Linked DNA regions of Homo sapiens: region 1 is linked to region 2. A link is a loop called in an ENCODE intact Hi-C map of the cell type or tissue named here. Cell type or tissue: endothelial cell of umbilical vein. All regions are shown on one strand. Links, peaks and the distances in the headings refer to the core of each region. The heading gives the core; the rest is flanking DNA. Region 1 has its middle 140 kb from the start of SCARB1. Region 2 has its middle 88 kb from the start of NCOR2.

The links. A loop is a pair of places that touch in the nucleus more often than their neighbours do. Peaks named below come from ENCODE experiments on the same cell type or tissue, not always from the same donor. Only the 100,000 strongest peaks of a DNase experiment are listed, where the experiment ranks them.
Region 1: a loop joins it to region 2, with 5 times the contacts of the local background. A loop is called at or near these places in 3 of 110 quality-filtered maps.

Annotation. Positions count from the first base shown.
Region 1 is chr12:124,711,144-124,726,979 of GRCh38, reverse strand. No RefSeq gene overlaps it. Among named protein-coding and RNA genes, the nearest start is that of SCARB1, 140 kb to the left of the region's middle. RefSeq lists enhancers at 12,849-13,493, 13,494-14,139. In endothelial cell of umbilical vein, for the core only: a CTCF peak has its summit at 6,727; DNase peaks (open chromatin) are centred at 6,109 and 6,479; H3K27ac peaks cover 1,536 bases.
Region 2 is chr12:124,647,967-124,663,802 of GRCh38, reverse strand. No RefSeq gene overlaps it. Among named protein-coding and RNA genes, the nearest start is that of NCOR2, 88 kb to the right of the region's middle. RefSeq lists enhancers at 11,035-11,548, 11,549-12,062. In endothelial cell of umbilical vein, for the core only: no CTCF peak of the experiment used is centred there; DNase peaks (open chromatin) are centred at 7,892 and 8,402; H3K27ac peaks cover 2,453 bases.

The DNA.
Region 1 (15,836 bases), core at 5,610-8,109, 64 kb before region 2:
GGGAAGCCGGGGTGGGGTGGGGGTGGGTTCTGGTGGGGGAGGGGCTGACACTAGGGGATCATGGGAGAATCCGGGCGACCCAGCATGCACTGGGTTTCTTCCGGGGCATCTATCTGGGTGCAAGACTTCAGGAAAAGCAGGAACAGTCACATGTGGATAACTCCAGCTTGGCTTCATACAGGGGCCATTTTCAAAAGTGTGGGCAGGAATAGAGGAACCCTGGGCTGGAAATGGAGGTGATGCCACCACCCCTGGGCTGGAAGGGAGGAGGGAAGGGATAGTTCCAGAAAGCCAGGAGGAGAGGGAATGTAGCAGGAGCTGTATGGAGAGGAGAGGGGCCCTTGAGTGGCCTGAGGGAGCCCTTGACCTCACTCATGTCCTGCCGGGCTACCCCGTGCCAAGTCCAACCAGAGGCAGAGAGCAGTGGGCTGTGGAAGTGGTTAAGGTGGGTCAGCTTCAGGGGCAGAGGGCCAGTGGAGAAAGGAAGAGAGAGATCTCTCGGACAAACAGAAGATGCCAGCACACAGGGTCTGATTCGTTTCTTGGTATAGTGAGCACCTGAGTCTGTCTCCATAGCCTCTGCTCCTCCTCCTTCGGGCAAAATGTCCTGATTTCCATGGGGGATCCAACCTTCCGCTCTTGGTCCAGAGACGGTGCACCCAACTCCAGGCCAGTGATTTGGATCTGAGCCAACTGGCTTACTGCTGTCCCCATATGGTTTAAGATGGCCAATCAAGGTTGATCTTGGAGCATTTGCTGTATGTAGTACCCTGAAGGAACATCTCTTTCCTGCTGGACTCAGGCCTGGGGGATGTGGCATAAAGCTCCTGGTAGCCGTCTTGCCACCATGTGACGTCTATTAATAAAACCAACATGGAGGAGAGGGCAGGCCAGAGAGAGAAGGAGATACCCAAGCCTGATGACATTAGCCAAGCCCCTGGATCCAGCTATGCCTGAAGCTGATGCTATTCCTAGAATTTAAATTGCTTCAGCCAATAAACCTCCCTATTTGCTTAAACCCATTTAATTTGCACTGACTTGCAGGAAAGATTCCTCACATTATCAGTTTTTCCTTTTTTTTTCTTTCATTTTAAGCAAGCTATAGTCTAGTTCTGGCATTCTCAGGGATTTTTTAAAAGTTCAGCAAGAATGCTGAATAAGCAGCAGATGTGGATAGCAGCAAGCCGTCTTCTGCTTCTGATCTTTCGGGTCAGCATTATTTTACTATCGAGCCAAGCAATGGGTCTGGAGAGGGTGGAGGTCCACCAGGGCCTGTCCTGCTGAGCTGAATGCGGCAAAGTGAAGGTGAGTGCTGTTCACCTCCGTCCTGGCATCTGGTGCCCCAGAGGAGGTGGTCTGCTTCTCATTTTTCACAGGGGCCTGAACAACCTGCACCCTTCACTGAGTCTCAGTGTTTGCCTTTGCAAAATAGGCTAACAAGAGGAAGAAAAAAGAAAATGCCCAGCATCCGGGCCCTGGTAATCCCCGGAGAGGTGACGGAGTGCAGGGTTAAGAGAACAGCACGGGCTCTGGACTTGAGTTCCAGCTCCCAGCTAAGCCACTTCCTAGCTGTGCAGCCTTGGACACACTACTTCACCTTTCTGTGCCTCAGTTTCCTAGCCTAGAAAATGAGGATGATAACATTTCTTCACTCATCGGATTATCAGGACTTATCAGTGCCTTTAATATATCAATGAGCATTGTGAATTTCTTCACTTACCGGTTTGTCATGGGGACCAAACGACTACAGACAAACAAAGCCCTCAGAGCAGTGTCAGAAACGTGGTAAGCACTCGGTAAACAGCAGCTGCTGTTTTTACCCAAAGACTGGTAGACAAGGTTACTATTGGCAATGTTTATCGTCTCTCACACTCTCAGCAATTCTCTATAAAATCTCACTGAGGGCCGGGCGCGGTGGCTCACACTTGTAATCCTAGCACTTTGGGAGGCCGAGGCGGGCGGAGGTCGGGAGATCGACACCATCCTGGCTAATACGGTGAAACCCCTGTCTCTACTAAAGATACAAAAAATTAGCCGGTCGAGGTGGCGGGCGCCTGTAGTCTCAGCTGCTTGGGAGGCTGAGGCAGGAGAATGGCGTGAACCCGGGGGGTGGAGCTTGCAGTGAGCCGAGATCACGCCACTGCACTCCAGCCTGGGCGACAGAGCGAGACTCCGTCTCAAAAAAAAAAAAAAAAACTCACTGACGTCCCTCCCAATGTATCTAAGGACCGTTTGCCTCTTGCTGCTCACCCAGCACCAAACAAGTTATCTAACCACCCAGTGCCTCAGTTTCCTCATCTGCAAAATGGGGCGTTAACAGTTCTTACTTCACAGGGTTCTCATTAGGAGGAGTTGAGAAGCCACCAAGCTGCGCTTACATAGCTCGCAACCCATGTTCGTGCAAGGGCTGAGTGCTAGTATTAATAACAGCATTACATTAATAACATTATAATATAGCATATAATATATATAACATAATATTAATAACAACATTATATTAATAATGTGCTATTATTAATAAGAGCATTACTACTCCCAGCGATTGCAGGGAAAAAGCTTGGCGGTGCGTCTAATTCCAGCAGGCACTGGAGCCTGGGGGTCAGTTCCTTCACTCCGTGCTAGAATTTTAGAGAAAACAATAAATTAAAATATACATGCATTGGTAATTCTTAAAAGAGAAAGGAGAAGGTTGGAATTTCACCCAGGAGGCATTTTTAGCAGAAAAGCATCAACTTGAACTTCATGTCTGCCCCTGCCCTGGTTCCTGCAACTTCTTGTCATTAACCAGCCCCTTAAGATCCACCAAAGACTCATTCAATTCCTCGCTTGGTTTTCAGGAGTCAGGTGGGACAGCGAATGGTCCAGGCTTTGGTGTCCTCCAGCCTGGGTCTGAATCTTAGGCTGATTCTGTCAGCAAGGTGACCTTGGGTGAGGCAGTAGAACTCTTGTGCTTCAATGTCCTCATCTGGAAAATGGGGATAACTCTACTTACCCTCCAGTGTCATGGAGTGGGTCAGAACAGTGTTCCTTGGCCAGGTGTGGTAGCTCATGCCTATAGTCCCAGCATTTTGGGAAGGCCGAGGCAGGTGGATCACTTGAGGCCAAGAGTTTGAGACCAGCCTGGCCAACATGATGAAACCCCGTTTCTACTAAAAATACAAAAATTAGCCAGGCATGGTGACATGTGCCTGTAGTCCCAGCTACTCAGAAGGCTGAGGCGTGAGACTGGCTTGAACCTGGGAGGCGGAGGTTGCAGTGAGCCAAGATCACGCCACTGCACTCCAGCCTGGGTGACAGAGTGAGAGTCCATCTCAAAAAAAAAAAAAAAAAAAAGAACAGTGTTCCTCAAAAAGGATTGAAGTGGTATCCCTTGCCCCCCCCCCCCCGCAGGTCTTATCAGTGCCTTTAATACATCAATGTGCATTGTGCATTTACAAGCAGAGGTGTGAACATGCAGTTTTTCATGGAATCTTTTTCATAGAGCATCTGTATGCATCAGTGAGTATGCTGCTGGGCATCCTGGATTAGGGAAGATGACTGCAGGTTCTCAGAGCCTGGAGTCAAATACACTTGACGACATCACCTCTGTAACCCTCATCCTTGCTATTTGCAGTTAGGAGGGAATGGTTATCCTGTGTGGCTGGAAAGAAGATAAAAACTCAACACTTTAAAGACCCAGTCGTACTGGGGACATTGTCAGAACCCAACAAGAAATGGATTGATTCGTAAAGTGTATAAAAGTATTTTGACAAAAACAAAGTTATACCACATGAGGGAAGAGTGAAGAACCCAGAAGAGTGAGTTATTGGGTGAAACAGAAGAGGAATCTACAGAGTAATATTGGTCCTTCCAGTTCTCCCAGAAGACCATCATGTGACTATGGAAACAGAAGGTTCTGTGCCAGGGATCAGCAGAAAGCTATGGGCAAGGTTGGGCAAGTGCACAGATATGACTCAAGGCATTCATTACCCATTGCTATGTAACAAAACGTCACAAAGTTAGCAGCTTAAAATGATACCCAGTTTTATTTATTTATTTATTTATTTATTTATTGAGATGGAGTCTTGCTCTGTCACCAGGCTGGAGTGCAGTGGCGTGATCTTGGCTCACTGCAACCACCAACTCCCTGGTTCAAGCGATTCTCCTGCCTCAGTCTCCCGAGTAGCTGGGATACCCATTTATTATGTAGCAGTTTCTGTGGGTCAGGAGCCTCACATGGCTTAGCTGGTTCCTCTGCAAGGCTGCCATTAAAGTGTTAGCTGGACTGGGTCTCATCTGAAGGCTTGACCAGGGAGGATCTGCTTCAAGCTCACATGGTTGCTAGCAGAATTCAGGTTCTTGTTGCTGTCAATTAGGGGAACCAGTTCTTATGGGCCGAACTGTGCCCCCTCCAAAATTCCTTTGTTGAAGTCCTATGCCCCAGTACCTCAGAATGTGACTGTATTTAGGAATAGGTCTTTGAAGAAGTAATTAAGTTAAAACAAAGTTATTAGGGTGGGCCCAAATCTGCTATGACTATTCTATCAAATAAGATTAGGACATACACAGGAAAGACCACGTAAAGACACAGAGAGAAGATGGCCATCGGCAAGCCGAGGAGAGAGACTTCAGAAGAAAAGAACACTGCCCACGCCTTGATCCAGGGCTTCCAGCCTCTAGAACTGTGAGCAAATAAACGTCTGTTCGGTAAGCCGCCTAGTCTGTGGCACTTGTCACGGCAGTCCTAGCCATCGAATACACCGACCATTCCAGTTTGCTCAGGACTGAGGGGCTCCAGGGATGCCAACCTTTCAACCCTAAAACTAGGATAGTCCTGGATAGACCAGGAGGGAATTTCCAGGGATGTGGGACTCTCCAGTGCTAAAGCTGAAAAAGCCCAGGCAGGCTGGAATGAGTTGGTTACCCTCGCTGTGGGGCTGTAGGGCTCAGATTCTTGCTGGCTTTGGGCCAGAGGCTGCCCCCTCTATTCTTAGCTGGTCATTGGCTGGCGGCCACCCCCAGTTCTCTGTTATGTGGTTCTTCCCACATACCCACTCACTTCATCAGAGCCAGCAAGGGAGAGAGCCTCCTAGCAAGACAGACACTATGATTGTAGGTCCTGCAAGTGACATTCCATCACCTTTGCAAGAAGAAAGCCTCATGTGGGTCTAGTCCACAATCAAGGGGAGGAGATTAATAAGGGCATGAACACCAGGAGGCAGAGGCCACTGGGGCCTCCCTGGAGTCTATCTGCTACTCCATGTCCAGGTTTGCTGATTTTGTCTTTATGATTGTTTAAACAATAATAAAAGCTAACAGTCTGTGGTGGCTGCCATGTGCCAGACAGTACTCCAAGGATTTTAGATGTATTAACTCATTTAATCTGGCCTCAGTCAGGAGAGATTAGGTCTTGCTGCATTAACAAATGACCCCCCAAATTCCAGCTTAACAAACAATAATCACAGTTTATGTGTTGTCCCTCATGGGTGGCACAGATCGCTCTACTCTTGGCAAACTGCAATAGTTGTAGGAAGGGAAGTGAATGAAGTGAATCATGGTGAATTGCGCACTGGCTCTTAAAACATATCTGTTCCATCCGGGTTTCACGCACTGCACCAAGACACGTGACTGCACCTCAATTCAAGGGCTGGAGAACATGCGATTCTTTGTGTGCTGGGAAAGAGAAGAGGAAAGTGAGCAAATGTTTGGGGGAAATTGGAGCAAATCGCTATCCTCACCAGCTGTGTTAGGAACAAGTATTATCCACATTTTTCAGATGAGAAAATCGAGGCCCAGAGAGGTTAGGTAACTTGCTCAAGGACACACAGCTTTTAAGCTGCTAAGCAAGGACATCTGATGTCCTCAAGAAAACCTTCCCATTTCTCATTCATGCTAGGACTGTTTGATGATCTGTTCTGGGACACACACACCACCCTGACTGCAGAGCAGGGTGATGGCTTTGAGTATGTGGCGCTGTAAGGGCCCCCAGCACCCTCCCCTTGTTCCTTCCACAGCTCAGCTGAGATCACTGTGTGATTTCCTGTTAACCTTGTAATAATTTATGGCAAATCTAATGTGCCTGCCGCTGGGTGAGCTCATCCAAATCCCCTTCTATTGTCTGAGCCTCATACCGGGAGATGTCCTCAGAGGCCCCTGGGATCATCGCCGAGTGATTTATGGCGCCAGCTTCCCCGAGGATTGAAGCCAACCCAGTTGGAGGCTCGCCATGCTCAGGAGAGATGGCAGCGAAAGATCTGGTTGGCTGGTTTTATCCCTGGAGGAGAACAAACCTGAGGAGTGAGGATTTTCAGAAGCTCAAGCCAGACAGTGTGTTATATTTTCTGCTGCTGTGTCCTTAGAGAAAAACCTGCTTGGGTTGCAGATGGCTCACGGGCATCTCGAACTTACCATCATGTTTAACATCGACCTCAGGCCTGCTCCTCCACTGCCTGCTTCTCTGGGAATGGTAACCTCATCTCCCTGTTGCTGGACTAAACACCTCAGAGTCATCCGACTGCTTTTTTTCTCTCCTGCCCGTGTCTGACTCATCAGCAAATCCTGCTGTTTTTCTCTTCCAAATACATCCAGAATCTGCGGACTTCTCACCACCTCCACCTCTCCCCACCCCAACCAGGTTCCAGCTGCCATCATTGCTCGCCTGGACAGGTGCAGTAGTCCAGGTCCCTGGTCTCCCAGCTGCCACCCTAACCCCACTGAGGCTATTCCTCACACGGCAGCCAGAGGGAACCTGTTAAATCCCAAGTCAGAGGAGGCTGCTTCTCTGCTCAAACGCCTGCCGTGGCTCCCACTTCCCCCAGAGTAAACACCAAGTCCTTCTGTGGCCTCAAAGCCGCACACACTCTGGCCCTCCTGGAGCATCTGTCCTCTGTGTCCTCATCTCCCACCACTGACCTCTTTGCGCACTTAGCATCAGCCATGCTGGCTTCCTTGCAGTTCCTCAAAGTTGCTACAGGCGTGGTCCGGCCTCCAGACCTCTGTGTTGCCTGTTCCTTCTCCCCTAGATGCCCCATTGCTCGTAACCTTCCCTGTTTCAGGTGCAATGACTCCTTTCTCAGCGAGGCCTTCCCTGCCACTCCACTTAATATTGCACCCCCTTGCATCCCGTCCCCACTGCCCCCGCGTCATTTTCTGACCTTAGCACTTACCAGTGTCTAGCATAGTGCGTGTGTATCAATATTTATTGCATGTTTTCTTCTGCTACTTAAATACCAGCATCATGGGGGCAAGGTTGCTGTCTGTCTTGCTCCCTGCTGTATCCACAGTGCCTAGAACACTGCCTGGCACACAGTAGGCGCTCACTAAACATCTGCTGGATGTGTGCATTCAGCAATGAGTTCAGCACCTACAGTGTGCCCGGGACTCACACAAAACCAAGGCTGGAATCCGAGAAGCAGAGGCAGGCAGCTCAGAGTGCGGGCTCTGAGTGAGACAAACTCGGGTTCACATCCTGACTCTACAACCAATGGCAGACTGTGTGTGACACTGGGCAAGTCGCCTGGCCTCTCTGAGCCTCAAGTTGCCCCATCTGTAGAACAGGATGGTCGTGCTATTTTCCTTGTGGGATCGCTAAGGGGCTTCACAGAGGGGTCTTTGTGCAGCTCTCGAGGCAGCATCTCACATGGGAGGAGGGGCGGATCAAGCATCTGCCATGCTTACAGCTTTTAGTTTATGTTGTTGGAGGAAGACAGAGAAGGGCGTGAATGCACCTGCTCCACCTTCCAGAAGCAGAAGCCCTGCCATCGCTACGCCGTAAAAGCAGATCCTCCAGGAGATGCTCTACGTTGCAGTCAACTTGTCAACAAAATGTCAGGTTCTGTCGCTGTCTAAGTTGACACCTGTGAATTTGCTTTTTAATTTCAGGAGCTTTTGGGGTACATGTGGATTTTGATTACATGGATGAATTGTACAGTGGTGAAGTCTGAGCTTTTAGTGCTCCCGTCTCCCTAGTTGTGTACACTGTACTCCGTGTGTAGATTTTAATCCTCATCCTCCTCCCACCCCCACCCCACGTGACTCCACAGTCCCTCATGTCACATCATATCACACTGTCTCATAGAGGCAATTTATTCCAAGTAATCCATCCCTCCTTAAGACACATTTCAAACTTCATGACCCCTAACAAAAACTTTTAAAGACTCGGGCAAAGAGACTGGTCTGAAAATTTCCTTGCATTCGCTTTCTTGTTCCTGTGCAGAATTATTCCTATTCCCCAACCTCTCCTTCCTTTCAGTGGAAATATAGGCTCCTCTCTAGTCTTTTTTTTTTTTTAACTTTTATTTTAAGTTCAGGGGCGCATGCGCAGGTTTGTTACGTAGGTAGACTTGTGTCATGGGGGTTTGTTGTACAGGTTGCAGGCTGGTGCAAAAGTAATTGCGGTTTTGGACCATGAATTTTAAATCATTATAACTAGGCTCAGATACATCTTTATTAATCAAAATAAGAACGATTACAATCAAGTCATTTTTGCCAAGAAGAAATGTTCATTTATTCCTATAGTGTAAAAATCTGTGCTTTGGGATTCGATGAACTCTTGGAAAGCGCTTTCTGCATCCTGCTGGTTGTGGAAGCGTTCTCCCTGCAAAAAGTTGTCGAGATGCTTGAAGAAGTGGTAGTCGGTTGGGGAGAGGTCAAGTGAATATGGCAGATGAGGCAAAACTTCGTAGCCCAATTAGTTCAACTTTTGAAGCGCTGGTTGTGTGACGTGCAGTCAGGCGTTGTCGTGGAGAAGAATTGGGCCCTTTCTGTTGGCCAATGCCAGCTGCAGGCGCTGCAGTTTTCAATGTGTCTCATCGATCTGCTGAGCATACTTCTCAGATGTAATTGTAATTACACCACTGTACTGTATGTTCGTTAGCAGTTCCAGGGCTAAACGTGTTGTTGATGTTGCGTGTTGTCTCTGCTGCTTTATGACCCATTTTGAACTCGAGTAAGAAAATCACTCAAATTTGCTTTTTGTCTAACATCATTTCCATAGTCTAAAAGAAATATAAACAGCAAGTAATAATAAGTCATTACCCAAAAAAAAGCTAGAAACGTGCATTAAAATGATATATAAAAACCACATTTATTTAAGAATGTATTCCAATACAAAATGGCAAATTTCAACAGTGCAAAAACCACAATTATTTTTGCACCAACCTAGATACTAAGGTACTTAGTACCATAGTACTTAATACCTGGGCACTAAGCCTAGTACCCATTAGTTATTTTTCCTGCTCCTCTCCCTCCTCCTGTCCTCCATCTTCAGGTAGGGCCCGGTGTCTGTTGTTCCCCTCTGTGTGTCCATGTGTTCTCATCATTTAGCTCCCACTTATAAGTGAGAACATGCAGTATTTGGTTTTCTATTCCTGCATTAGTTTGCAAGGGATAATGGCCTCCAGCTCCATCCATGTTCCTGCAGAGGACATGGTTTCATTCTTTTTTTGGTTGCCTAGTGTTCCATGACACCTATCAATTTTGATTTTGCCATTGGCTTTTCTATTTCAGAGGCGTGTCTTCTCTGTTTAAGGCCTTGGTCATGGTTGCAGGCCCTTAAAGCTGGAAAGCTCCAATCGCCGTGCACATGGGGCCAGTGGCGGTGAAGACTGGGATTGGTGCTCAGGGTCCATTGCTTATGTCACAACTGCCCCCTAAGCCCCCTACCTTCTTCACCTCTGCAAGCAAACCTCTCACCACATGGCCTTCGCACCTGCTGAGCCCTCGGCCTAGGATGCTTTTTCCTTCTCTCCACGAGAGTGTTACCACTTGTCCCTCAAATGCCAGCTCCATCGTCATCCTCATGTCCTTGGGGAAGCTCCCTCACCCCCAAGACTGGGTGCGGCCCTCTGTTACAGGCACCCACAGCACAAGCAACTCCTGTTCAGGCCACTGGGCACAGCTGACAGTCATGTGCATGACACCACGTCTCGAGTCCCTCCCCCGACACACCCTGTGGGAGCCAGGAGGGCCGGGACTCATCTGGTTTTGTAACTTACCAGGTGCCAGTTCTGCAGTGCTGGGAGGTGCTCAGTGCACATTAGCAGAATGCGTGAACGAGTGCCCACACCTGGCGTCTAATAAACAATGGCCTCTTCGGGCAAGTGGCACCCATTGGAATGCAGTACGTGAGGGCTCCGTATTGCAGAATTGACCTCATCCTTCCTCCTGCCCTGTGTTTGCACCCTCTCAGTTCCTCCCATTGTGGAGGTGAAGTTTGTTTTTCTACTCCTTGACTTTGGCTTTAACCAAAAGCACGAAGCTGACACGAGTGTGTGCCAGGTCTGAGCATGCGTGTCTAGGGACCTCCATTGACTATGTTTGCTTTTTTGCTCCTCCTCCTTTGCCATAAGGAGAATGTGCTGAGTGGCCACTGGTCCCACAGAGTGGATGAGAGATATGTGGGGCTGAGCCACACCTAGATCAGCCGACCTGCAGCAGCTGGGTGAATCCAGGTGAGGTCAGCAGAGCCCGGCGGGCGAGCCAGCCTAGATCAGCCAGCGCCAGCCGCCCTGCTAACACACCAGCCAGGTACATAGTGATTGTTGTACACGTTGAGGTTCTGTGGTTGGTTGTCAAGCAGCACATAGTAGGTGCTCAATAGATAACTATGGAATGTTTGAGCATACAGCTAGAGCTCCATAAAAGACATCCAGTAAAGCCCCCAGCACTGTGCTGGGCACACGGGAAGTGCTCAAGACACAGTGCTCCCTTCTCCCTGCTTCCTCCTGTCAACAGCAGCAGCAGTAGGTTAGAGAGGCCGATATTTGAGACATTGTGGCAACCTTTACAGTCCACACTCTACTATTCTACGGGACACCCCGAAGCCTCCAGCCACCCCTCGGCAGCCCTTGGTAGAACAGGGTCTATGTCTCTTTCTTGGCCTCTTCTGACCAAGAGTCTTGTTCCTAGTGGTGAAGAAGCTGGGGTCTTTCTGGAGCCACTGCAGACCCCCTAGTCAAGGGTGGCTGCTTTGTCTCTGCAAGAAAGCAGATTGTTCTCTTTGCCGACTCCTGCTGGGATCTTCTCTCTTCCTCTCCTCCCACCTCTTCACAGGCGGAAGCCATAATTATTTCAATGCAACATCCCTGTCATCAGCCAGCACTTTGAGCAGGGGACACAGTCAGCACTGTTTGGGATCCCACACTGTGTGTACACAGTGATTATTCCGGCATCGAGGGCAGATAATGAAACCTGGAGTTGTGTGTCTTGAGACACCTCTGCTCACTACTCACTCTCTAGACACCAAGAAAATTCGACTTCCCGCCACGCCCAGCCGGGCCCTGCAATGGGCTCCCAGCTCCTGTGGGTGCAACATGAGCCTGGTAGCTCCCAGGCAAACGCTGAGCAGCAGGCGAGATCATGGTGGCCGCGGTGGCCACAGTCTGTGAGGTCAGAGCTCCCGTTAGGCGTGGGCTATCTATGGGTTTAATAAGCCAAGGCCTTCAGGGCAGGGCCCACAGAGCAGGAATGTCCTGAGGCTCAATATTCCAGCCATTTGTTCCTGTCTGTTGTCTCTCAAACCAGATCCTCTGCCACTTCTGAAGGTCCCTGCAAAAGAGGCTTCTGCCTCTAACCCTAAGCAGCCAGCCCAAGCCTGCCATGTGGAGAGAAGGGGACAGGGAGGCAGGAGTTGCAATCTGTGCCCCGTGTGCCCCCTGTGCCATCACCCTGTACAATTGTGGCCCAGGCAAAGCTCCTCTCTGTACCTCGGTCCCCTTGTCTCAGGAACAGGATCTCTTTCTTTCTTTCTTTCTTTTTCTTTCTTTCCCTTTCCTTTCCTTTCCTTTCCTTTCCTTTCCTTTCCTTTCCTTTCCTTTCCTTTCCTTTCCTTCCTTTCTTTCTTTCTCTCTTTCTCTCTCTCTTTCTTTCCTTCTTTCTTCCGTCTTTCTTTCTTTGTCTCGGGAACAGGATTTCTTTCTTTCTTTTTTTATTTTATTTATTTATTTTTTTGAGATGGAGTCTCGCTCTTGTTGCCCAGGCTGGAGTGCAGTAGCATGATCTTGGCTCACTGCAAACTCCGCCTCCCGGGTTCAAGTGATTCTCGTGCCTCAGCCTCCTGGGTAGCTGGGATTACAGAAACGCGCCACTACACCCAGCTAATTTTTGTATTTTTAATAGAGACAGGATTTCACCACATCTGCCAGGCTGGTCTCAAACTCCTGATCTCAAGTGATCCACCTGCCTTGGCCTCTCAAAGTGCCGGGATTACAGGTGTGAGCCACCGCGCCCGGCTGAGAACAGGGTTTCGTCTATTTCTCATTAAGTTGCTGATGGCTCCCTTTCAGGATTCACCGCCACAACCAGGCCTCCCTGGCACCTTGTTTTAAATCACAGCCCTCCTGACCTAGATCCAGGGCCCCAGAAGCAGAGCCAGAGAGAGAGGTTTTTACAGGAGAGGGAGGGAGGGCGGCCTCAGCCTGGACCCACGGGGGGCTCTGATATGTGAACTCCACCAGGGTTTGTCCCATCTGTAGCCAGGTGGGTCAGGATGTGTGTGTGTGTGTGTGTGTGTGTGTTTTGTTTTTTGTTTTTTGCATTATTTTTGAGACAGGGTTTCACTCTCTTGCCCAGGCTGGAGTGCAATGGTACCATCACAGCTCACTGCAGCCTCCACCTCCAAGGATCAAGCGATTCTCCTGCCTCAGCCTCCTGAGTAGTTGGGACTACAGGAGTGTACCACTGTGCCTGGCTAATTTTTTTATTTTTTGTAGAGACTAGGTCTCACTATGTTGCCCAGGCTGGTCTTTAACTCCTGGCCTCAAGCAATCTTCCTGCTTTGGCCTCCCAAACTGCCAGGATTACAGGCGTGAGCCACTGCATCCAGCCTTGCTTTATTTTCAATTGTGGTAAAATACACATAACATAAAATGTACCACTTTAGCCATTTTTAAAGGTACAATTCAGTGGTATTAAGGACATTCACAGTGTTGCTTGACCATCACCACTCTCCTGTTCTGAAAGGTTTTCATCACTCCAAGCAGACTCTGTCCCCATTAAGCAATAACTGTCATTCCCGTCCCCCAGCCCCTGGTAAGCGCTAACGTACTGTCTGTCTCTGTGAATCCGCCTGCTCTAGGCACTTTATTTAACCGGAATCATGCATCTGGCTACTTTCACTTAGCATCGTGTCTTCAAAGTTCATTTACGTTAGAGCCTGAGTCAGAATTTCCTTCCTTCCCGCCGCACTTTCATTTTGAATAGACTTTACTTTTCAGAGCAAGTTGAGTTCACAGGAGTGGCATTCCTCTTCACGGCTCAACAATATCCCCTGCATGGAGGCGCCCCTCGTGTTATTTGTCATCTCCTGATGGGCACTTGGGCTGTTCCTACCTTTTGGCCATTGTGACTGGTGCTGCTGTGAATGCCTGTGCACCAGAATCTTTCCTAGTCCTTCCTCTCAGGGGGCCAGGCTTCTGCCCTCCCCTCCGTCCTGCTCCCCGTGTCAGTCTGTTTTGGTCACTGGCTGTGGCCTGGGAGACACTCCCACTTGGATGAAGGCAGTCACCCCCGGCGGTGCTCAGGGTGGAAGGGGGCCAGCAGGGGAATCCGGGTGGTGCCAGGAGTGCCCTGCATCTCCCCGTTCCTCCTGCCTTCCCTGCTTTGCTACCCCCAGTACTTCTCACCTTCTGACACCCCCGGCATGTGCTGACTTCTTGGGCTTCTTGTCTACTTCCCCCTAGAAAGCACCCAAGGCCTGGGGCTGTGCCTGTTTTGTCACGGCTGGACCCACCCTTCCTGATACACAGTCAGGCTCAACAAATATGCATGGGATGAATGACTAGCACGCGCGCACACACGATCTCTTGGAATTCTCGCCGAAACTGTGATGTCACTGCTGCCGTCATCCCCATTCTACAGAGAAGGAAATGGAGGCTCAGGAACGTTGAGTGAATTCCCCAAGGTCACAGAGCTTGCGAGCGGCAGAGCAGAGACAGGGGTGCAGAGCTGCCCCACGCCTAGCACTTCCCAGCCGGAAGGCTTGGCCTGTCTACATGATGAGCTGGACACCTGTCAAACACATGTCACTCACACTAATTCGACTCTGCGTCTTTGGAGAGAGAGAAACTTCGATACCCAGCCAATGGCCAGGCCATTGCGCTCAACTAGTGAGGGTGAGGACCTAAGTGTGCAGTTTCCACAATTGCGTCCCTTCTCTCGTGCCCCTCTTTTTTATAATAAAAAATAATTTTAAATCCCAGCACTTTGGGAGGTTGAGGCAGGCAGATCACTTGAGGTTAGGAGTTTGAGTTCATCCTGGCCAACATGGTGAAACCCCATCTCTACTAAAAATACAAAAATTAGCTGGGCATTGGTGGCGGACGCCTGTAATCTCGCTACTCAGGAGGCTGAGACAGAAGAATCACTTGAACCCGGGAGGCAGACATGGCAGTGAGCTGAGATCGCAACACTGCACTCCAGCCTGGGTGACAGAGTGAGATTCTGTTTCAAAAAAAAATTTTTTTTTTAATTTAATTTTTTAGATACAGGGTCTCACTGTCACCCTGCCTGGAGTGCAGTGGCATGATCGTAGCTCACAGCAGCCTCGAACTCCTGGGTTCAAGCTATCCTCAGCCTCTCAAGTAGCTGGGACCACAGGTTTGTGCCGCTATGCCCAGCTAATTAATTAATTTTTTTTTGTAGGGACAGGGGTCTCACTATGTTGCCCAGGCTGGTCTTGAACTCCTGGCCTCAAGTGATCTTCCCACCTGTCAGCCTCCCAAAGTGCTGGGACTACAGGCTTGAGCTACCGCACCCAGCTAATTCACGCCCCTCTTAATGCGAGCATCTCAACACGCTGACGGAGACCCTAGCTGCCAAAGTTACACATTGAGAAAAAATCTACGTGCTGGGCGAGGTGGCTCACGCCTGTAAGCCTAGCACTTTGGGAGGCCGAGGAAGGTGGATCACCTGAGGCCAGGAGTACTAGACCAGCCTGGCCAACATGGCAAAACCCCATCTCTATTAGAAATACAAAATTTAGCCAGGCATGGTGACGGGCGCCTGTAATCCCAGCTAGTTGGGAGGCTGAGGCAGGAAAATCGCTTGAAGCCTGGAGACGGAGTTTGCAGTAAGTCGAGATCGCGCCACTGCACTCCAGCCTGGGCAACAGAGCGAAACTCTGTCTTTAAAAAAAAAAAAAAAAAAAACACGACAGAGGAACAATGCGTGGAATGTATGGATGCATGGTAAGCTGCAGAAATCTTCCGTGAGTGATGGATTGTGACAGACGTCTGCACATTTCCACCTTGGCGTTAGTACTCAGACCAGGACGTGGAAGGTTCCTATCATCCAAGAGTTCCCTTGTGCCCCATCCTCCAGGGGTAACCATGATAGAGGCTCTATCCCCACAGACCCTCTCTGCTGTTCCAGAGCCTCACACAGTGCGTGAACTCTCACCCCTCGGTGTCTGGCCTCATCTGCATATCCTCCAGTGAGGGTTGCTCTCGCTGTCCGGAAGCTGCAGCTCGTGCTTGCTAATTTCTGTGCAGTTTTCAATTACATGAATAGGTCGTCGTTTGTTTTTCATTCTAGAGCTGACGGATGTTTGGATTGTTTTCAGTGTGGGGCTATTACAGATCGAGGTGGTGTAGAGGTTCTTATCCATGTCCTCTGATGAACGGATACCCCCATTTTTCTTGGGAGTGTATCTGGGAATGGGATTACTGGACCACAGAGTAGTCATGTTCTTGGATTCAGTAGCTGGCGACAATTTTCCAAAATGATTGTAACAATTTACTCTCCCACCTTTAAATCCTCATCAACACTTGATATTGCCAATTAAAGTTACTTTTTTTTTTTTTTGAGGCAAGGTCTTGCTCTGTTGCCCAGGCTGGAGTGCAGTGGCACGATCATAGCTC
Region 2 (15,836 bases), core at 6,511-9,010:
GGATTTTCCTTTCTTCCTTCCCAACCAGACCTTCCTGATGGCCACAAGTGCCCTCAAGACTCCCGATCATAAAAAGAAAACTTTCCCTAAACTGATGTTATAGACCCTGTTGCATCCCCCGCGATTCATGTGCTGAAGTCCTAACTTCACCCTCAGTGCCTCAGAATGCAACGTTATTTGGGAAGTAGGGTCCCTGCAGATGGAATTAGTTCAGATGAGGTCATACTGGAATAAGGGGGTCCCTCATCCAATATGATGTGCTTCTAAAGCGGGGAACTTTGGACACAGACACACACAGGAAGAATGCCATGGGAACATGAAAGCAGAAATCAGGGTGACGTATCCGCCAGCCAAGGGATGCGAAAGATTGCCAGCGAAGTACCAGAAGCTAGGGAAGAGGCCAGGAACAGATTCCCACAGAATGAACCAACCCTGCTGGCCCTTTGATCTCAGACTTCTGGCCTGCAGAACTGTGAGAGAATACATTTCTGTTGTGTAAGCTGCCCCATTTGTGGTACTTTGTTACGGCAGCCAGGGGAGACTAACGTACCCAACATTTCAGTCACAAGGACATTTATTGAAAAGGCAGCCCAGACCCATATCATCCATTTCCTTCCTTCCTGTAGCTCCTCATATCCGTTAGGGATGCCTGTTACCTGCAAGTTGCAGAAAGCTTAACTATCAGTGGCCTGAACAAAATGGGAGTTTTGTTTTCCTCCTCTAAAAAGAAACCTGGCTAAAAATCATACAGTCACATCAATAGATGCAGAAACAGTGTTTGGCAAACTCCAACACCTATCCCCGACAAAAACTCCCAGCAAACTAGGAGTAAAGAGGAACTTCAACTTGATAAAGAACATTTCCGATAATCCAATAGCTAACATCTCACTTAATGGTGAGAAACTAGGTTCTTTCCCCGTAAGGTCAGGAACAAGGCAAGGACATTCACTCTCACCACTCCTTTTCAAGGTCATACTGGAAATCATAGCTAATGCCATAAGACAAGTAAGAAAAGGTATACAGATTGAGAAGGAAGAAATAAAACTGTCTTTCTTCACAGATGACATGACTGTTTAGAAAATCCCAAAGATTCAAAACAATGACAAAAAACACTAGAATGAATAAGTGATTATAGCAAGGTTGCAGGATACAAGGTAACTATACAAAAGTCAATTGCTTTCCTACATATCAGCAATGAGCAAGTAGAATTGGATATTTAAAGAAGCCTGGCAAAAGCTGTTTTAGCAACCAGGCCATGTCAGGGCCTCAGCAGTTCTTATACCTTTCTCTGTAGTGCCAACATGCCTGCCAAAGCTCCAGAACATTCCAGACAGGAATGTGCAGGGAGGGAGGAGAGTAGATGCTGTTGGTGCTCACTAAGCCTCCTCAGGAGAGACTGCTTGAGAGTTTAACACCCTCAACCGATGACAAGTGGGGATTGAGTGAATAAATACCCCAACTATCTCACTCTTCAGGCACATAACTCTGAGCTTGTCTACGCTGTCTCTTGGTGTTCCTCAGAAGAATTGCTTCTATAAAGTGGGATTGGTGATAGTCCTTTCTTCATAGGGTTGGTGTGAGAGCTGCTGCATATAAACCACTGTGCAAAGAGCCAGGCATACAGTAAGTGCTAAATAAATGCCTGTGACTGTGAGCACTCACTCAGTATGGTTGGGGAGCAGAAGAGAGGCCAGTGTAGCTGGAGCTGGACCAAGGCCTAAGGGCAGATGAGACCATGGGCATCTTGGGGCCATCTGTGGTGACCCTTGACCTAAGAAGGTCCACAGACTCATTTTAAAGGAAGGCCACAGCTAGACTCAATCCCTAGGCAGAGTAGGCTAAGAGTGGGAAAACTCTGGACTTGCCAAGGTTCTGTTTCCACTGAATGGGGCACAAAGCAGAAATTTAGTTGAATTATAGAAAACTCTAGAGAGTTCTAGAAAAAAACCTGTAGCTGATGTGTTTGGAGTGGGGGTGGGACTCTTCCAGAGCTATGCTTTGGGCCATCAAGCCACAAGGGCCAAGTTTTTTGAGATTTTACAAGCCAGAGACTCGGGCCTCTGGTCTTCAGGTCAAAATCCCCCCACTGCAGCCTGGCTCTCTGTAAAGCCTGCCTCCAGCGTGGAAACGGGAAGATGCAATGTCTTAGTGGTTAAGCCATGGATGGCCACTAGTGGCCCTTGTCCTGGGCCCTTATCCTTGGTGTGAGATCTGGAATCTCTCTCACAGCCCCCGCTTGGTGTCTTCGTGGGTGGCAGCCTGTTGTCATGGAGGAAGCTGGGATGCAGTTGTGGATGAGTGAATTTATGATGGGGAAATTTAACACAGGGCTGATTCATGGCTTTTCATCCCAGGCCTGGGGGAAGCTCAGACCCCTGTACTCCGGCTGCCTTCATTTATTTCAGACTCGTGTGTGAAGAGGCCGGGGGTGGGAGAAGGGTGAAGAAAAGGTTGAACACCAGGCATGGGGCGAGAGCGCCTTCACCCACCAGGCTCCTCAGGAACCCAGTCCTGGGAAATGGCCTTGCAGAGGGAACAGTCGCAGCTGGGTTCCATTCTCCAGTTTCTAAAAGGAGGCAGGAAAAAAATCATTCTGCACATTTGCAGTCGTCTCCCTGCCTGGCTTTTTTTTTTCTTTCCTGCAAGCACAGAGGACGTGGTCCCTGTGTCCTGCCACAGCGCGTGGGGGCTCGTTAATTAAAGAGCCGAGCAGATGTCACTGTTCATTAAGCGCGGCCGCGTGGCTCCTTCTGCAGACACTGCCGCCCTTTGCGCTCACTACTTAATGACACCGCGTCTCCCTGGCTGCCCCAGCCCTGGAGAAGAGCAGGCAAGGCTGCGTTTCCCCCTAATTTGGCGGGGTGGGGGGCCTCCGCCCCACTGCGTCCTTGTCGGCTGGGGCGCTGCAGCCAGACACAAGGTGATGGAGACTTTTAATTTTCATCATGCCTATCCGTCGGAGCTCCGTTTTAAATCACTTTAACGGCAGATTAAAAATATATAAGCTGATATTAGAGGACATTCTTAGTGCCTTTATAAATATCTTAAATCAAAAGTTTGGCTTAATTGCACTTGAATGGGTACAGGAGGCTGGGGAGGTGGGGGCTGGGTCAGGTGAGCCCCCAGTGGCAGGAGGGGCGGGGAGGGGGCTGGATGGAGGTAGTGCCAGCACCGGGAGAGGAGGAGGAGGTTGCTGCATGGACTCAGAGTTAGAACTTCCATCTGTCCATCCGTCTACCCTGCTGGTCCAGATCTGGAGAGCACGTCAGGTATACCTGCACACCCCGGGCAGACCAAGCCCCTCTCTCCTCTGAGTTACCACCAGGCAGGGAAGATGCCAGTGAGCAAGGAATTCCACAGAGCAACAATTATTCATGGCACACTTTGCGTCGGACACTGTTCCGGGCACTTGATGTATATTATTTCATTTAATCCCCACACAACCCTGTGCATGGGGTTCATGATTATCCTCATTTTATGAATGAGGCTGGGAGAGATTCCGTGATTTGGTCAAGGTCACTCTGCTCTTCAGTGAGAGCCAGGATCTGGACACAGGCAGTCTGACTTCAGTCTGTGCGTTAACCACTGCCCCCTCCTGTCTCTCTTTCCTAATGGGACAAGTGTCAAGACAGGAAAGTTTCCAGGGAGGCATGGGGGGAGCTGACTGGGAGCCTGGCTTCAGCCTGAGGCATAGAGGAGGTTTCCGAGGCAGGGAGGTTGAAGCTGGAAACTGCTGGGTGAGTAGGGGTGGCAAAACGAAGAGGAAAGTGGGCAAGGCCCAGAATGGTAGGTGCAAAGGCCCTGGGGGAGGCACTCACTCAGTATGTTTGGGGAGCAGAAAAGAGCCCAGTGTCATTGGAACCAGACCAAGACCTAAAGGCAGATGAGACCATAGGCATTTCAGGGACATTGGTGGGGACTCTTGGCCCAAGGAGGGCTGTAAGTAGATTCAATCCCTGGGCAGGGTGGAAGAAGCCTGGGAAAGCTCAAGACTAAGCAAGGCCCTGTTTCCGCTGAATGGGACTAAAAGCAGAAATTCAGCTGAGTTCTAGAGCACTCGAGAGCCTCGCGTCTCACTCATCTGAGCCTGCTGAGGTGCGGTGGGAGGACAGCAGTGACGAGGAGGCTGATAGCATGCACTGACTGAGATGGTCTGCCTGTCTGAGAAATGAAGACGGGCAGATGCTGACCTGGAGGCTTGGCAGAAGAGAAGGGAAGTAGAGTCCCTGAGGGGTTGAGATGGCAGAGGTGAGGGGTCAGGAGCTGAGGCCGTGCTATGAAATGTCTCAAAAGAATGTCCTAGAATGTCAGAGGTGGAATGGCCTTTTGCCCATCAAGACAGGGTGGGGCAGGAGCTGAGCTGACTTCGGTCCACACTGACGCCTCTTTTTCTCACACTCCTGGATCTGCGCCATAAGCGAATCTTATTGCCCATACCTTAAAAATCCATCCTCAAGGACTGGGAGAGATATTTGCACACCTGTGTTCACAGCAGCAGTGTTCATAATGGCCAAAAGGTGGAGGCAACCAGAGTGTCCGTCAATGGATGATGGTTAAACAAAATATGGTCTATCCAGACAATGGAGTATTACTCAGCCTTGAAAAGGAAGGACATTCTGGCACAGGCTACGATGTGGATGAATCTTGAAGACAATATAGTGAGTAGAATAAGCCAGTCATAAAAGGACAAATACTGTCAGTTTGCACTGATATGAGGTCTCTGGAGTAGCCAGATTCATAGAGACAGAAGGTAGAATGGTGAGTGCCAGGGCTGTGATTCATGGAGACAGTTTTAATTGGGGAAGATGAAAAAGTTCTGCAGACAGATGGTGACGACGGCTGCACAACAGTGTGAAGGCCCTTCATGCCACTGAACTGAATGCTTGAAAAGGGTTACGATGATACATTTTATGTTATGTGTATTTTACTACAATTTAAAAAAATCTGTCATGACTGTGACCACTTCTCTCCAGCCCGCTGCCTCCCCTGGCTCCAGCTAGCATCATCTCTGGCTTGGACAGGTGCAGTAGTCTCCTCGACGGCCTCTCAGCCTTCATTCCCACAGTTGATTTTCCACTTGGCAGCCAAAGGGATCCTGCTAGACCTAAGTCAAGACAAGCCACTCCTCTGCTCAAACACCTATAACAATTTCCCTTGTCCCTGGAGGAAAAGCCAGTGCTTACCACAACCCACGATGCCCTGCGGGGTCTACTCCCTCACCCTCTGCTGTGTCCCGAGGCTCAGTGCCCCCTCCTCTCCCTCTCCCTCTCTGCCTCATCTGCTCTGGCCTCCTTGAACATACCAAGCACACACCTTCCCCAGGACCTTTGCACACCAGTTGCTCCCTCTTTCTGGAAAGCCCTTCCTTCCAGAAAGAATGGAATATTACTCAGCCTTAAAAAGGAAGGACATTCTGACACAGGCTACAATGTGGATGAACCTTGAAGACATTATATCGAGTAGAATAAGCCAGTTTTAAAGGGACAAATACTGTCAGATTCCACTGATATGAGGTCCCTGGAGTAGCCAGATTCACAGAGACGGAAATTCTCTATGAATCTGGCTACTCCAGGGACCTCATATCAGTCTCTTCCTTCCTTCCGTCATTCCTGCCTGCCTCACTTCCTCATCTCCTACAGGTCTTTTCTCGATTGTTTTCTGCTTTTCCAGCAGCCCTTCCCTGACCTTCCTATTTAAGGTCACACCTGAGTCCCCCTGATTTCTCCCACCCTCCTTGCTCTATTTTCCTCCATAGCTGGTAAATAAAATTTATGTGAGGCCCTCGTTTTGGACTGAGCTCCTGCTCTAGGCCCCAGCAGACCAAGAACGGAGCCACTCCTGCAGGTGCCGTGTAATTAAACTGAGCTTGGAAATGGGGGTAGTTTGGGCTGGGCACAGTGGCTTATGTGTCTGTAATCCCAGCACTTTGGGAGGCCAAGGCAGGAGGATTGCTTGAGGTCAGGAGTTTGAGACCAGCCTGGGCAACATAATGAGACCTTATCTCTACAAAACAATAAATAAATAAATAAATAAATAAATAAATAAATAAATAAATAAATAAATAAAAATTACCCAGGCGAGGCATTGCACACCTGTAGTCCCAGATATTCAGGAGGCTGAGGTGGGAGGATCACTTGAGCCTAGGAGGTTGAGGCTGCAGTGAGCTATGATTGTGCCACTGCACCCCAGCCTGGGTGACAGAGACCTGTCTCTAAAAACAAAAAAGAAAGAAAAAAATAAGCAGAAATAGAAGAAATGGGGGCAATTTTTCTAATAGACTGGAGATTCACAGCAACCAATCAAGGAGGGCCCAGTCAACCTGAGCCAGCCTAAAGAACCCCTTCTGCTTTAACCCTTACAAAGAAAGCAACTTGAAATAACCTGATGTTGAGCAACACGCTGTTTTGGTATCATGCTGATGCTGGCTCTCTAGTCGTGGGTGCATTTGGTGTTCAATGATATTGGTGAAGGGGCTTTATAATCTCAGCTCTGTATACACCCCATCATGGCTTCCGGGGCCACGCTTCCCCTCCTTGGACACAACAAGCTCATCCATACCCCAGGGCCATTGCACTGGCTTTCTCTCTGTTTTGAGATGTAGACACAGCTTGTTTCAACTCTGCCTTCAAGGCTCGATGTTTGAGCTTGCCTCCTCCAAGAAGCCCTCTCTGATCTTCTCCAGAGATCCCTGCCTACCCTGTTCCCTAGTTTTTTGTCTTTCTAGTCCTTTCCGTTTCTGAACGTATTTCTTTGTAGTTGCGTCTGTCTCCTCTCACAAACCTGTACAAACCTATCCAGTCTGAACACAGGGACTTTGTCAGTCCTGTCCTCTGCCATGGCTGTGTTCCCACCAGGCACAGAGTGACAGCTCAATGGATCTTTGTGGACTGTGTGACCTAAGGCAAGCCATCTCACCTCACAGGCCACCTCTTTTTCTCATCTGTAATTTGGGGTCTTCATTCAGCTTGGCAGACTCATGGGATCTAGTGAAATGTTGGTGGCTCTGTAAGCCTTCAGATCATGTTGAAATTACATTAAAAAGTGAGGCTCCTGGCTGGGTGCAATGGCTCACGCCTGTAATCCCAACACTCTGGGAGGCCAATGCGGGCGGATCACGAGGTCAGAAGATCGAGACCATCCTGGCCAACATGGTGAAACCCCATCTCTACAAACCATACAAAAAGTAGCTGGGCTTGGTGGTGCGTGCCTGCAATCCCAGCTACTCAGTAGGCTGAGGCAGGAGAATTGGTTGAACCAGGGGGTCAGAGGTTGCAGTGAGCCGAGATCGCGCCACTGCACTCTAGCCTGGCAAAAGGGTGAGACTCTGTCTCAAAAAAAAAAAAAAAAAAAAGTGAGGCTCCTTATTAAATTGTGGGGAGGTCTTCCACCCTCCCCACAAATCCCCTACTCCCCACATCCCTAAATCCAACCCTGCAGGAGGAATTCTCCCTGCCTCGCAGGCTTCAATCCCAGAGGGCTTCCTGAAGGTGGGGCCATTCTCCAGCCAGCTTTATCAGCCCTTGGGGCTGCAGGGTTGTTTCCCACATTTCAAAGCCTCCTCCTACTCCCCTGTTCCCTTCTCAAAGCCCTGAAACTTCCCCTCTGTAAGCCCTAGCCATCACTGCCCACCGCCCCGCCTCCCAGGCTGGGCCAAACATTTTCTTCAAGAATGCAAGTGGTCAAGGTCACGGCCTTCTCCTCTAGCATCCCCCGCCCCCTAGCCTGGGGAATTAGACTCTGGGCCACACCATCTGTCTGAAAACAATTAGCAATAAACACCAGCGCACTGGGGCTCTGGGTCATGGGGGCTGGTGGGGGATGGAGCGTGGTGGGCAGGGGATGGAGGAGGATGGAGCTGTGGGGGTTCTGAATGCAGAAGAAGGTTCCCGGCTGAATCAGCTTCCTGTCTGTGGGCCAAGAAAAATCCTCCCGGCCACCCCGGGGAGAGAGCTTCCCAGCAGCCTCTTGCAGAATGGAGAGGAGCCTCTACGCAGAATGCAACCTCACAAAGCCCCGGCCTCAGCTGGGGAGGCGGCGGGGGACCATCTGGCGGAGCGTGGAGATGTGTCCCAGCCAGACGGAGAAGCAGCCTTATTTGCGATGTATTGTGTGTTCCGTTTCTCAAAACACTCCACGCATATGCTTCAAGTGTATGGCTTGCAGCCAGCTGGGCCTGGGGTCGGGGGGAGGTGGGGAGACTTCCGAAGCCAAGGGGAAGGGTGACGGGCCTGTCCACGGAGTGCGGACCTCTCAAATGCTCCCCACAACCCAGCCCCAGCTGGCCTGGCACGACCCTGTTCCCCTCCTCCCCTGCTTGGCCTGCGCCTAGCTCTGAAGGCTTTCCAGTCTTGTTCAAATGTCACCTCCCCTTAGAAGGCAAGGCGAGTCTGATTAGCCAAACTGAGTTTATCTACATAAGGTTTGGCTCACCAAGCTGTTTTTTTCTTTTTGTTAATTTGAATAAGTTGCTAGTGAAAAAAAAAAAAGATTTTACATAAAAATCTGGATGTTCAGCTTCTTTTGAAAAATCGAAAGATCTGGCAAGTCTGGGCAGCAGGCCAGCACGGCGCCGGTCAGCCAGGCTGGAGGAGGTGGATGGGCGTCCCTGTAGCCAGGCGTGACTCTCCTGTCCCCGTATCCTGTTCATCCACTCACTGAGTCCACCATGCTGGGACCTGTTGCTGTGCCTGGGCTCTTACCGGGTTTAGATTTCCACAGGGAGACAGACACTGAACCCCTGAACCAGTGCATCCACAACACAATGTCCCATAGTGCCGAGTGTCACACAGGAAATAGCAGCGAAAGGGTGGAGGGGAAGACGAGTGGGAGAGGGTGCTGCTATTTTACATGAGAGGCCAGGGACGATGACGGGCCCCACGTGGAGGAAAGGCATTCCGGCGGGAGGGAACAGCAGGTGCAAAAGCCCCGAGGCTGGCACAGTTTGGGTGTCCGAAGAGCAGCACGGAAAAGCCGGAGGCCTGGTGTGGCGGGAGGTGGGTGAGTGAGCAGTGGCCAGGCTTCCTTCAGAGCAAGTGACCAGGACATGCCAGGGTTTGGGGTCCCCCAAGGTAGTCTGGGCCAGTGAGCCTCAGGGGATTTTCCAAGGTGGGGGCCAACTTTGAGAATTCCAGGTGGTTTGTCCTGGAATCTCAGCCACTCCTGAAACAGACTTTGAGGGTCCCAGTGGGGGGGCTTCCCCAGAGGCAGTGGCCCCTGGTGGTTAAGGGGCCACTTAGAGCCTGAGTTCCCCATATGTAAAATGGGGTAATTGAAACCCACCTCAGAGGGTTCGTGTGCTGTTAGATAGTATCTATGTGTATGTCTCTGTACAACTGTCCATGCACAAGGTTCAGACAATGCCAGGTGCATAGAAAGTGTGAAGTAACTCTTTGCTATTTTTTTTTTTTTTTTTTTTGGAGACAGATTCTCACTGTCACCCAGGCTGGAGTGCAGTGGCACGATCTTGGTTCACTGCAAGCTCTGCCTCCCGGGTTCAAGCGATTCTCCTGCCTCAGCCTCCTGAGTAGCTGGGATTACAGGTGTGCATCACCACACCCAGCTAATTTTTGTATTTTTAGTAGAGACGGGGTTTCACCATGTTGGCCAGGCTGGTCTCCAACTCCTGATCTCAGGCGATCCATCCGCCCGCCTTGGCCTCCCAAAGTGCTGGAATTACAGGCATGAGCCACTGTGCCCGGCTGCTGTTAGCCATTTTAATTTAAGGATCAAGTAAGATTGCTGTTTAAGGGAGCAGTTCCCAGACTGTTTGGCCCCTAGACCCTATGACACCCTTAGAAATTACTGAGGACTCCAAAAGGGCTTTTGTTTATGTGGGTTCTATTTATCAGTATTTACTGCATTAGAGATTAACATGATAAAATTTCAAAACATGCATTTATTTTAAAAGAACAATTTTATGCTCCTTAATATGTTGAGTAATATATTTTAAGAAAGATAACATTTTTTTCCCAAACATAAAGAAATAGTGAGAAGAGAGTGGCATCGTATGTTTCACAATTTTGCAAACCTCTTTCACGTCCAGTCCCTTAGAAGAGAGCTGGATTCCCAAATCTGCTTTTGCATCCGGTCTGGTGTGACTTGGCGTTTTGGTTGAAGGACATGAAGAAAACCCGACCTCACAGAGATGTAGGGAAGGAAAAGAAGGACCCTGTGGATCCCTCCAAGAGTCTCAGACCTCACTTTGAGAATCCCTGGTCTAGGGAGTCGTCCAGGACATGGTGTGGGAGGGGACATCTGCTTTGTCCCTACTGCTCCAAGGTGGGGACAGGGCTCCAGGAGGTGAAGCCTGGACTCCAGCTCCCGAATAAGCATCTGCCTGCAGCGACCCAGCAGGGAGGGAGACAGGCGTGTAGCAAGGAGTAAGCAGGAAGTTACAGCTCAGAACGATGTGGCCCGTGGCCCGTAATGGGGGGAGCACAGAGAGACGCCCCACCCAGCTGGGAGGCGGTAGGGGAGCTGCAGTCCCCTGCAGGTGTCCCTAGGTCCCCAGGATCATCAGGATTCCAACCCTGGCCACTCACATGGAGTCCCCGGGTGCCCCAGCCTGCGTGGCTCGGCGCTGGCCACGGGTGGTCACTGAAACTTCCCTTCAACTGCTTCAGTGGCCTCATCCCCATTTTATAGAGGAGGAAACAGGCTCCCACCTCCAAGATGGAGTCACTGGTGTGGGTGGCAGAGTCTGGGAGGGCATCCTGGCCCTGGGGCCCCACAGGTGCTCCTGCTGCCAGCATCGAGCACCTCTGGGTCTCTGGGTGACGACGGGGCAACAGACGGGAAAAACGGGTCCCTTCTCTCCCCTGCACTGCAGGCTCCTATCTGCAAAGACAGCTGCTGCCAGGTGGGGGCAGGGCTTTGCCCCTTGCTGGCTGCCCCCAGAGCCTCAGTTTCCTTATCCATAAAATGGGGGTAATGACATTCATGAACTACATGGGTTCCCTCCTAGGTAGCTCTGAGGGTGAACCGAGAACACAGCCCGTGTGGGCCTGGCACACTCTAGGCACACAACCAGCACCCGCCCCTGCCCGTGGCCACCTCCACTTGCAGAATGTCCCCAGCACTCACTCTGCTTTGCCTGCCATCTCCCCTCTGTGCTGTTCTTTATAAAAGCTCTCCCTTGCTGGCCACTTACAATCTCTCCCTCCTTTAAGCCTCTCAGCAGCTCTGCCAGGAGGGTAGCATCCTTATCCCCATTCTCCAGAAGACAAAACTGAGGTTGGGGTGTAAGTGTTTGTACAAGGCTACACAGGCGAGCAGACACATACGCTTTTCCCCACTCCACCCTTCGCAGAAACACCAGTGGGTTGCAAGGGTGTGAGGCTTGTGGACAGGCCTTTTCCCAGGAGGAATGAAAGAGAAACTCCACAACCCCATACGGGTGGGTCCACAGCTGCCTCCGTGAGCTCCAGACTAGGGTGTTCCTGGGACACAGGACTCATGGTACTAAGACTGGGATGGCCCCAGGCAAACCTGGATGGAGTTGGTCACTCCTGCCCTCGTGGCACCCCAGTCTCTCCCCCAGGTCTGGGATGGGAGAGGAAAAGGGATGGTTTGACCAGAGCTCCCAAGTCTCCCATCCTGGGAGCTGGTTTTAGCCTCTTCCCTCCCCAAAACCTGATCCCTCTGCGGGGTGGGACCAGGCAGCTGCAGCGGGGGGTGGGGGCAGGCACGGGCTGGCTCGAGCCTGCCAGGATGACCTCATGTGCCCACCCCAGGGCTCTAAGGATGTGACTTCACCAGCAGATGCGGGAGGCAGTTCAGGCCACAGGCAAACATGGGGCCAAGAGGAAGGGGACATTTCACATCTTGTCTAGACAGTCATGACCCTGGTGACCTTGGACGGGTGGGGACACCTCTGCCTCCCAGCTGGAGATCAATCTGGAGGTAGCCAGATGGGTGTCAAACCCAGGCCCAAGACCCTCTGCTGATAGCAGAAAAATGACAGAGGACACTAGTTCCCATCTGGACTTCCCTAGGATGCTAGCTTAATCTCTGGTCCTCACCAGAGAGCTCTCTGATAGGGAACTGAGGCAGTGTATCCGAAACCAGATCTGCGACTTCCTGGCTGTGTGCCCTTGCGCAAGTTGCCTAACCTCTCTGAACCTCTTTCCTCAATTTGACTCTCTGAACCTCCATTTTGATGTATAAAATAACCCATCTGTTAGACAGGGGCCTGGAAGGTCAAACAAGAGAACGAACCAAGTAACAAGAATATAAATTAACAGGCCTGGTGCATGGGCAGGGGGATGCTAGAGGAGCAGTCAAAGCATAACCTGTGCACGCAGCATGAGGATGAGTGTGGAAATGTGAGTGTAAACGTTAAGGAAGCTATTAAGTTTTAAGCAGGTCCCTTTGGACACCCGCTGGTCTGTACATGGCTATGACCTCAAAATAAGGGTGCTTTTTCCCAGTGCATTCTGGCCTCCACTTTTATGCCACCTTTGTCCCCAAGTCCCAGCTTTGGTGTCAATTCACACATTGCACCAGCCATCTCTGGCTTGGGGAACCTGGGAAACTTGGAAGTGCCTCCAGGGGAGGTTTTGGCCATAGGCAGACTCAGTCCTTTCCAGAGCTCTTTCTCAGTTTCTCCTGGACTGCAGGGACCAGCCAGCTCCTTCCTCTCAGCTCCCAGGGGCGTCAGAACTCTGACCCGTTTCCCTGTGAACACAGCTGGCCCTGCCTTTAATAGGCAGCTGCTGTGTAAGGGCTCATCCAGTGGAAAGGATGAGGCAGGTCCGCTCATGCTGGCACAGAGAGGCTGACGAAGGGGGTGGGAAAGGCAAGCAGCGGGGCTGCAGGCAGGGTATGGGGTGGGCAGAATCCTGTCCCCAAAGACATCCATGTCCTGATCCCCGAAACTTACATGGCACGAGAAACTTCACAGATGGGATTCAGTTACAGATCTTGGGATGGGGAGATGATCCTGGGCCCTAAACATAGTCATAATTGTCCTTGTAAGAGGGAGATTTGACTATAGGAGAAAGCAGAAGGCAGAAGCTGTGACCTCTGTAAGCAAGAGGTTGTAGGGATGCGAGGACGGGCTCACGAGAGCAGGAATGCAGGTGCCTCCAGAAGCCACAAAACACAAAGAAATGCTTCTCCTCCGGAAGGAACCGGTCCTGCTGATGTCTTGCTTAGCTCAACGAAATCGATCTCGGACTTCTGACCTCCAGACAATAAGAGAATATACTGGTGTTGTTTAAGCTGCTATGTTTATGATCACTTGTTACATCAGTAATAGGAAGTAATATAGTGCTTTAGCTCAGGTACGTGTTTGCGTGTAGAGAAAGGTACTGAAGGACACACTCCAGGCTGTTGGTGGCAGTTGTCTTTGGAATTCAAATTAAGAGAGGGGTCCATTTTGTGCCAAACACAACTTATTTATTGCTTGCTTTTTTTCAATAAAGAATACCTATTTCACGTATGATTAGGAAAAAAAGGTGTAACTATTGATTTTTAGGGTCCTATGCAAATTAATCCTCCCACCCCTGCCAAGTGGCTCCTAATGCCTCAGGCAGACTGGACCCTCCTTCTTTCTGACCACAGTCTGTTAGCACCCAGTGGCATGGCAAGGCCAGACTGCAAGCCTGGCTACCTGAATTCAAACCCCAGCTCTGCTGCTTCCTATGTGACTGTGGGGCCATCATTTAAACCATTTGGCTTTGATTTCCCAGATTTTTTGTTTGTTTGTTTGTTTTCATTTTTGTTTTTTTGAGATGGAGTCTCACTCTGTCACCCAGGCTGGAGTACAATGGCACGATCTTGGCTCACTGCAACCTCCAACTCCTGGGTTCAAGTGATTCTCCTGCCTCAGCTGCCTGAGTAGCTGGGACTACAGGTGCCTGCCACCATGCCCAGCTGATTTTTGTATTTTTAGTAAAGATGGGGTTTCACTGTGTTGTCCAGGCTGGTCTCAAACTCCTGACCTCATGATCCCCTCACCTCGGCCTCCCAAAGTGCTGGGATTACAAGCATGAGCCACCGCTCCCAGCCTTGATTTCCCTGATTGTAAAATAGGGGTCTCATAGGGGACTGGGCATGGTGGCTCATGCCTGTAATCCCAGAGCTTTGGGAGGCCAAGGTGGGTCGATTGCTTTAGCCTAGGAGTTTGAGACCAGCTTGGGCAACATGGTGAAACCCCGTTTCTACAAAAAAATACAAAAATTAGCCAGATGTGGGGCATGCACCTGTAGTCCCAGCTACTTGGGAGGCTGAGGTGAGAGAATCACCTAAGCCCAGGAGGTTGAGGCTTCATTGAGCTGTGATTGTACTGCAGCACTCCAGCCTGGGTGACAGAGTGAGACCTTGTCTCAAAAACTATATATAGGGGCCTTATAGGGTCTGTGTCACGGGTCCCCCAGGCCACCCTCAGGTTCAGGGACTTGCTGGAAGGACTCACAGAACTCAGAAAGCTGTCATACTTGTAGCTATGGTTTATTACAGCAAAAGGACACAGACAGGAATCAGCACAGGGAAAAGGTGTGCAGGGCAGAGGCTAGGAGAAGCCAGGCACAAGCTCCCAGCTATCTTCTCCCAGCAGAGTTGCATGAACAGCACTTATCTCTTCCAGAAACTGTGTGATGACACACACAAAGAATTGCCAACCAGAGAAGCTCGCCTGAGCCTCAGTGTCCAGGGTTTTTATTGGGGGTCAGGCACATAGGCATGGAGCGTCCACGTAGCTGACCTCAGTTACTCACTCTCCAGCCCCTACAGTGGTCAAATATTCTGTGTGGCTCAGGGCACCAGGCAAATGAAAACAGGCATTCAATATAGTCAGGTTGTTAGCATCAACCACGTGGTGTGGCCCCTGGCCCAGATACAAAGACACTCATATCAGGCATGATATTCCAAGGGTGTGAAGGTTATGTCCAGAGCTGATCAAGGTCCATTCTTTTCTTTGGAATGTGCAGGGTTTGGACAACCCAGGCCTGCTGAGTTCACTCTCCACTGCCTCACTGAAGTGAGGCTTGCCTGCACAAACCCGTGGACACTGCCTAGTGCTGGCTGCTATTGTCCTGGCTGCGTAGGACTTATTGTTTCCTTATAGGATTGTTTCACCAATTGTTTCCTTACGGGATTATCAACATCTTGAGGGCAGGGATTATACCTCCCTCACTTCTGTACTCCTGAAAAGCCCAGTGCCTTGGCTGGTCCAGAGGAGGCCCTCCATGAGAATCTGGGAGGAGATGTGATCTTGTAATTGTGTGTTTATATGATGACTGGTATAACTGTTGTCTCCTTCACTAGATTTGAAGCTTCCTGAGGGCAAGTTTGTTTGTTGTTGGTGTCAGATCATCTCATTTCTGTCTCTCAGAGTCTAGCTGGGGCTCGATAAATGTTTGTTGAATGAATAAATTGATTGGAAATTCTTTGTCAGCAGCTAGGCCAAAGGCTAGTAAAAATGAGAGAACAGTACATAGTTCCCACTTACAAGGGGGCCTGCATCTAGTGAGAGAAATAAAACACTATGATTGTAAAGGTGGCTGAGCATTTGCCGTGTGCCAGGCACCAGCCTGAGGGGCTGACAGGTATGTGTGATGTGTCCTTTATTCCTCAGCTGGAAAAGGCAAGTATCTCACTATCTGCACTAATTAGGTCCCTGCAGGTGACAGCTCAAATGGGGGCCATTGAGGTGATGAAATGAAGGGATGATTATAGGGGGGTGGGTGGGATTTATGGAAACAGTGGGGGGGGGGGTGTGGCACTGAGGGGGTGGCACCATGGGACCCCCTTAGTAGTCCTAATCCTGAAGGAGCAGGAGAGTGGATAGAGCCTAGAACCAGTGAGGGTCCGGTGGGAGGCAGGATAATGGTCTG